Linked DNA regions of Homo sapiens: region 1 is linked to region 2. Evidence: chromatin contacts called from ENCODE Hi-C or POLR2A ChIA-PET data. All regions are on one chromosome and are shown on one strand. Each heading gives the region's core, a stretch centred on a gene start or an enhancer-like site at or near the end of the contact. The rest is flanking DNA. Distances are from core to core; before and after follow the strand shown.

Evidence for each region. Hi-C counts contacts between places; a loop is a spot of excess contacts on that map. ChIA-PET counts read pairs that join two places held with the same protein, here RNA polymerase II (POLR2A). Pooled maps may share reads with other maps.
Region 1: a loop to region 2 is called in a map of naive thymus-derived CD4-positive, alpha-beta T cell, with 9 times the contacts of the local background. The contact joins the enhancer-like site here to the promoter of GPR148 in region 2. A Hi-C loop is called at or near these places in 2 of 168 maps with a recorded cell type or tissue (both naive thymus-derived CD4-positive, alpha-beta T cell) and 10 of 50 pooled maps. POLR2A ChIA-PET finds 5 or more read pairs at or near these places in 3 of 52 experiments (CD4-positive, alpha-beta memory T cell, OCI-LY7 and WTC11).

Annotation. Positions count from the first base shown.
Region 1 is chr2:130,823,390-130,826,089 of GRCh38, reverse strand. No RefSeq gene overlaps it. Among named protein-coding and RNA genes, the nearest start is that of ARHGEF4, 12 kb to the left of the region's middle. RefSeq lists enhancers at 1-400, 1,423-1,582, 1,743-1,792, 1,555-2,132, 2,133-2,700. Within about 2 kb of position 1,274, at least 3 of the 41 ENCODE cell types and tissues checked have a DNase peak (open chromatin) inside an H3K27ac peak, as active enhancers do.
Region 2 is chr2:130,727,809-130,730,508 of GRCh38, reverse strand. It overlaps GPR148 (G protein-coupled receptor 148), which reads right to left and starts at 1,439. Exons shown (of 1, transcript NM_207364.2): 1 at 173-1,439. The coding sequence starts at 1,357. The coding sequence ends at 314. RefSeq lists enhancers at 1,710-2,288, 2,289-2,700 and a silencer at 2,637-2,700.

The sequences.
Region 1 (2,700 bases), core at 25-2,524, 96 kb before region 2:
CAACAGAAGTGGAGCCTGACCCGTGGGGCAGGGCCCCCGAGGAGAGACCGAGAGCACCTCAGACTCCCGGCTCACGGGAGAGGACCCTAAAGGGGGACACGGGGGCAGCAGGCCAGCCTGGGAGCCAGGGCCAGGCTGGGGCGGGGAGAGGATGGCTGGGCCGGAAGGCGCCAGTCTCCAGGGTGACGCTGGTCTCAAAGCAAGAGGCCAGAATGGGCTTTTGTGTGCAGCAGATGGGGGGAGTGTGTTCCCAGGGGAGAAAGGGGTGGAGGCAGGAGCGGGCAGCAGGAAAGAAAGGACCATAAAACATGGCAGGGATGCCCGCCTTGCACCCTCACTAGGCAACAAATGGCTTTTACCCCAGGCCTAGGCCAGGGGCTGCACGCTCTGAATAGGGGACTGACTGGGGGCTCTGGGGCCTGAGAGAAGCACCCCATTGGGGTGGAACAGGTTTGCAGGCCTGCAGCCTTGTTCCCACGGCAGGACCTTCTCCCTCCTGGGTGAGAGGCAGGAGACGGCCAGGTGTAGTCGAAGGAAGAGTGATTCAGAGCCAGAAGCCCAGTTCTCTGAGCTGCAGACTCACCCTGCACTGTGGGCCTGCCCAGGCTGTGGATTCTGTGAATTCTGTGTCCCATCTCAGGGGCAGGCCTGGCTCTGAAGGGGAGCATTGGTTCTCGGGGGGTGGCCCTGCCTGACCCTGGCCCCACCTGTCTGTGTTTCAAGGTGAGGCCACTCGGGGTGGGCGAGGGCTCCTTTGATGGGCAGACAGCATGAGGGAGGGCGTCTTTTGAGGGGGACACTGCAGCGGGGCAGTGTCCTGCATGCTAGGCCTGGTGCCCACACATACCCGCTTTCTGAAAAAGGGGCTGAGGAGCCTGCCTGTGGGGAGGAGGTGAGGACCCCTCAGAAACCTCCAGGATTTCTCTCAGACCCCAGCGAAAGGCTTGTGCTGGGCCAGCCTTTGTGGGATGGGGGTCCCAGCCCCATCTCCCTTGTAGGATAGGCTGCAGGCTGAGCCAGAGCTCAGTGCTTTGGTGCAAAACCTGGGCAGGGGATGGGCAGGCAGCCCTGCAGCATGGCCCACCCACCACAAGGTGACCCCTGAACATTGCACCCGGAGAAGCTTCATCCTGTGACCTATGCCAGCCTGTGGGATGGACACTGGGTCCCTGTGCTTGGGACCCAGGCCAAGGAAGCTCTGAACAATGGGATATGCAGGGAGAAATCAGTTCGCAGACCCGCGGTGCCTGGCTCCTGGCCACTGCGATTGTGTGCCTGTGTGAGACGCCTTTACAGAGGGCACAGTGCATGCATGCATGTGTGTGTGTGTGTGTGTGTGTGTGTGTGTGTGAATCACTCCTGCTTACATACAAAACCTCAGAGCTCAAGCAAAACAAAAAGACTGAATGAGACCCATCCCACGAGGGGCACTTGAGAGCCTTTGCCTCTTGGTGACTCATCTCCCACAGGCAGCAGGAAACAAAAGAGATTCAGGGGTTTCCCCACAGTGTGTGTTTACGTCATTGTGAATCAATTATCTTCCACATGAAACATCACAATTTTCAAAATAGGAAGCAGTTTAGCAGATGTGTGTGAGTTCACAAGAACCTTTGGTTTTCACTGAAGAAACAGTCCTGGTGGATGGGCTGTAGCTGCCTGGGATGTCCTGTTCTATGTGTGTGTGCAGGCCCTTTGGGCAGCGTGGGGTGCTGGCCGCAGAGTGCACTGAGCTGGGACAGCTAGGCGCTGGCTGACCCTGTGACGGCTGCTCTCCAGGGGCCCAGATGCGTGGGTTCCCACTGTAGGCCAGGGACGGAGTAGCACTTCACCTGCTTCAGTGGCCCATTTCACAGATGAGGCCACAGAGGCTCAGAAATTACCCCCTCCAAAGTGTCAGGATTCAAACTGCATGAAGAGAGGTGTTTGCTGAATCCAAGAGGGGGCAGTCATGGGGATCTCTTGGGGGTCAGCCAGGTCACTGAGGCCCAGTGTGGCTGTGTGTGGCCATGGGGGAGTGCAGCTGGGACTGAGTGGTTGGAGGAAAGGCCCAGGGCATGTCCCCGCCCGACTACAGGAACATGCTGGGCAGGCGGGGACTGCAGGGCCAGGGCCAGCCTGTGGTTGTGACTGTAAGTCCCCCTCACCTGGGATCTGGGACCACAGGCCTCCCACATGGTCTCAGAAGGTCCCTTGGGGAACGGGGGGATTGAATGGGCGTTGTGAGTGAGCAAACGTGAAGCAGGGACTCCGGGCCTGACAGCGCTGGCTGCTCTCTTGGCCATCCTCCCCAGATGTACCGTCCCAGGTGTATTAAGTCCGCAAATCCAGGAAATGGCAGAGCCAGGACTTCCCCGGGCCCAGGGTGACCCCAAAGGCTCATAATGTGGTGCTAGAGACCAAGGGGAGTGACACCAGCTCAGGCACTGGGAGCATCACAGTGAGAGGCAGGCGGCACAGACCTGGCAAAGGAAGACAGAGCTAAGGAGAGGCCGGCCTAGCTCCCCACACAGATGTCACCTGGAAATGTGGTGACAACTCCATGACCCAGCAGGAGGAATTCTGGCCCCTGCACAGGAAGCTCAGAGCCAGAGGGGCCACCAAGGGGGTTTTCTCTGCTCCCTCGCAGCCAGACCCCAGTGTCTTCCAGGGGAGGGCAGCCCTAGTGGTCTGTCCACCCAAAGCCTGCCCCAGGCTGTCTGT
Region 2 (2,700 bases), core at 190-2,689:
AGGATGCATCCACAGTGGCCAGGGAGGGTGTGCAGCAAGCCATTGGAGGGACGCAGATCAAGGCTTGACTTAGACCAGAGCCCTGCTTGATTGCCTTTACTTGCTTCCGTTTCCAAGTAGGATTTCAGTGTCATAAGAGAGCTTTCTCTACTTAAAAACTGTCAAAATGGTGAAAATCATCAGTTGAGGTCTTCTGAAAGGCCCAATTCCACTATTATATTGTGCTGTTCTAAGAAGTTAGTCATAAGTGGACACTGCTGCATTCAACATATGATTTTTAACCTCAGCTTGCCAGACTGTGGACTCAAGAACTCTAGGAAATGGTAAAGATGGCCTGGTGCCTCCTGGATGGGAGGTGGCCCCGGACCATGCCCAACAGCTGCCGGTAGCGGAGCAGGTACAGGTATGTGAGCATGGCACGGGGAAGCATCATGAGTACCTCACTGTTAGCTGCCAGGAGCCATGTGTGAGTCCCAGAGTCAATGTGGTGGTACCTGGTCAGCACCATGTCCAGGGAGAACACCACCCCTGTGCTCACGTACAATGTGATCAGCACTGAGTGGATCAGCAGGGTGCCCCTGGCCCGGGAATAGCCCTGCCCCCAGATGCCTGAAGTCTTGGCCTCTGCATAGATCCTCCAGAAACAGTTGGCAATGAGAGCTGTGCAGAGGAACAGAACGCACAGAATGGAGGTGTAGGTAACAATGACCAGGAGGCCACATCCCGGCTGGGTGCCCATGCTTGGTGGTAGGATGTATGAAGCTCCTTGCTCCTCCAGCTGGGCATCCTGCCACTTGCTGAGCCAAATAAGGAATGTGGGGAAGCAGCAGGCCACCAGCCAGATGAGGGCCACTGCCTTCCAGGCAGCCCCATGGGACATGAAGGAGAGGTAGCGCAGTGGATGGATGACTGCCAGGTAGGTGTGCAGCACAATGGCGGTGAAGGACAGGATGGTGCTGGTGCAGGCGGCGAAGACAGCATCAGTGAGAATGCCACAGGCCATGCGGCCCAGCTCCCAGCCACCCAGGCTGCTGGAGGAGATGAGCATGTGGAGGAGAATGTAGGCCAGGTCTGAGAGCAGGATGTTAGCCGGGAGCAGGTAGTGGGGCTCCTGTCGCAGCCGTTGGTTCCGCAGGATGGTCACCAGCAGCAGGGGGCTGACAGCCAGTGTGGCTGCAGCCAGCAGGCTTGAGGGAAGGAAAAGCCAGTACAGCATGGAGCTGGGCACCCTGAGGTCCCCCAGGCCCAAGGAAGTGTTGCTGGCTGCTTGGGGCATGCAGGGTGTCTTGCTGATGAGCTGGATCAGGGCCGGCCAAGCTGTAGTGCCCACAGGGCAAGGTGCCAGCTCATCCCCCATGCTTCCTGGCAGGGATGGCTGGCTTTGTCACAGGTTGTTGATTCTGCACCTGCCTTGAGTGTTGATCTGCCCCACAGGGGTCCTGATGGCACCACTCCTCTGTAGAGATGCCAGGCTCGGGCAGGCCTTAGGAATGACTGCTTAATAAAGATAAAAAAACCAATGTGAATTCAGACTCACACCTGGCTTCCTGCATTCACATCTCTGCAACTGTGCAGCTGCATGTGCGTGGGTAGACATAACAGATCATCCCACTGCCACCATTTTGCAGTCACTGACCCCTCCAGAAGTGTCCCCTATCTCAGTGGCCCCCAAACCTGTCTGCTTGGCTCACAGGGAGTGTGCAATGGATTCTCACCACACTGGATTATATTCCGGGCTGCCCTCCTAGAAAGGAAGGAGCAGCTGTCTGGAACTAGGATCGCTGGGCTGTAGACCTGGTCTGACCTCTGTCGAGCTAGAGGCTCAGCAAATTGGACCAGGCTGGAGGGGCCTGGGCGCACTCACATTTCCTCACAGAGCCTTGGGTATGGTCTCCAGCTCAGGGTGACCCTGTGCATGCGTGTGAGTGTGACTCCTACACCCCTTCCACTCAGGGCTCCATGTGAGTATTCGGTGCCCCCAAAATCTCAGCTGACTTGTGGGGTCGCTGTGTGGTAGAAACGTCCCTTCCTCTGGGGAGGAGGAGGCCTGGCAGGCAGAGACCTCATAGGAGCTAGTGGGGAGGAATGGAAGGCAGGTTCCCCAGGCACCTGGCTTGTCGGGGGTGGGGTGAGCTCAGTCAGAGCCAGTGGCCAGGGTGGCTGTTGGTGTTTGGGGATCCAGTTCAAGTGAACAAGCTCTCCCGCTCTCTCGAGGTGTTGGCTGCGTGGCCTTGAAAAGCTTTGTTCCAGTTTCCTTATCTGTGAAACACGAATGCCAACCACACTGACCTCAGGGAAACGTTGCGGAAGCCCAGAGGTAAGGGACTCAGCACAGTGCATAGCCTGAAGTAAATGCTGAGTCAATGTTAGCTCTCCCACCTACAGCATCCTCCGAGGCTCGGTCCCCTCTGCCCACAGATCCCTGTCATCACTGCAGAACGGGCTGCACTTGGCTGCTGGCAGCCTGAGACCCCTGCCCAACACCCACCGCCGGCCTGGCAGACTGCTCCAGAAGGCAGGAGCCGCGTGGGAACAGGCAGGATATTTTTAGGGCCAGGAAGAGGCAGAAATTTCAGACTCTGGGTGTGAGACCACGTCCACTGCTGCCCAGGGACCATGCTCGTCACAGCCCGAGACCACGTCCACCGCAGCCCAGGGACCACGCCCAGAACCGCCCCTGACCACGTCCGCCGCAGCCCG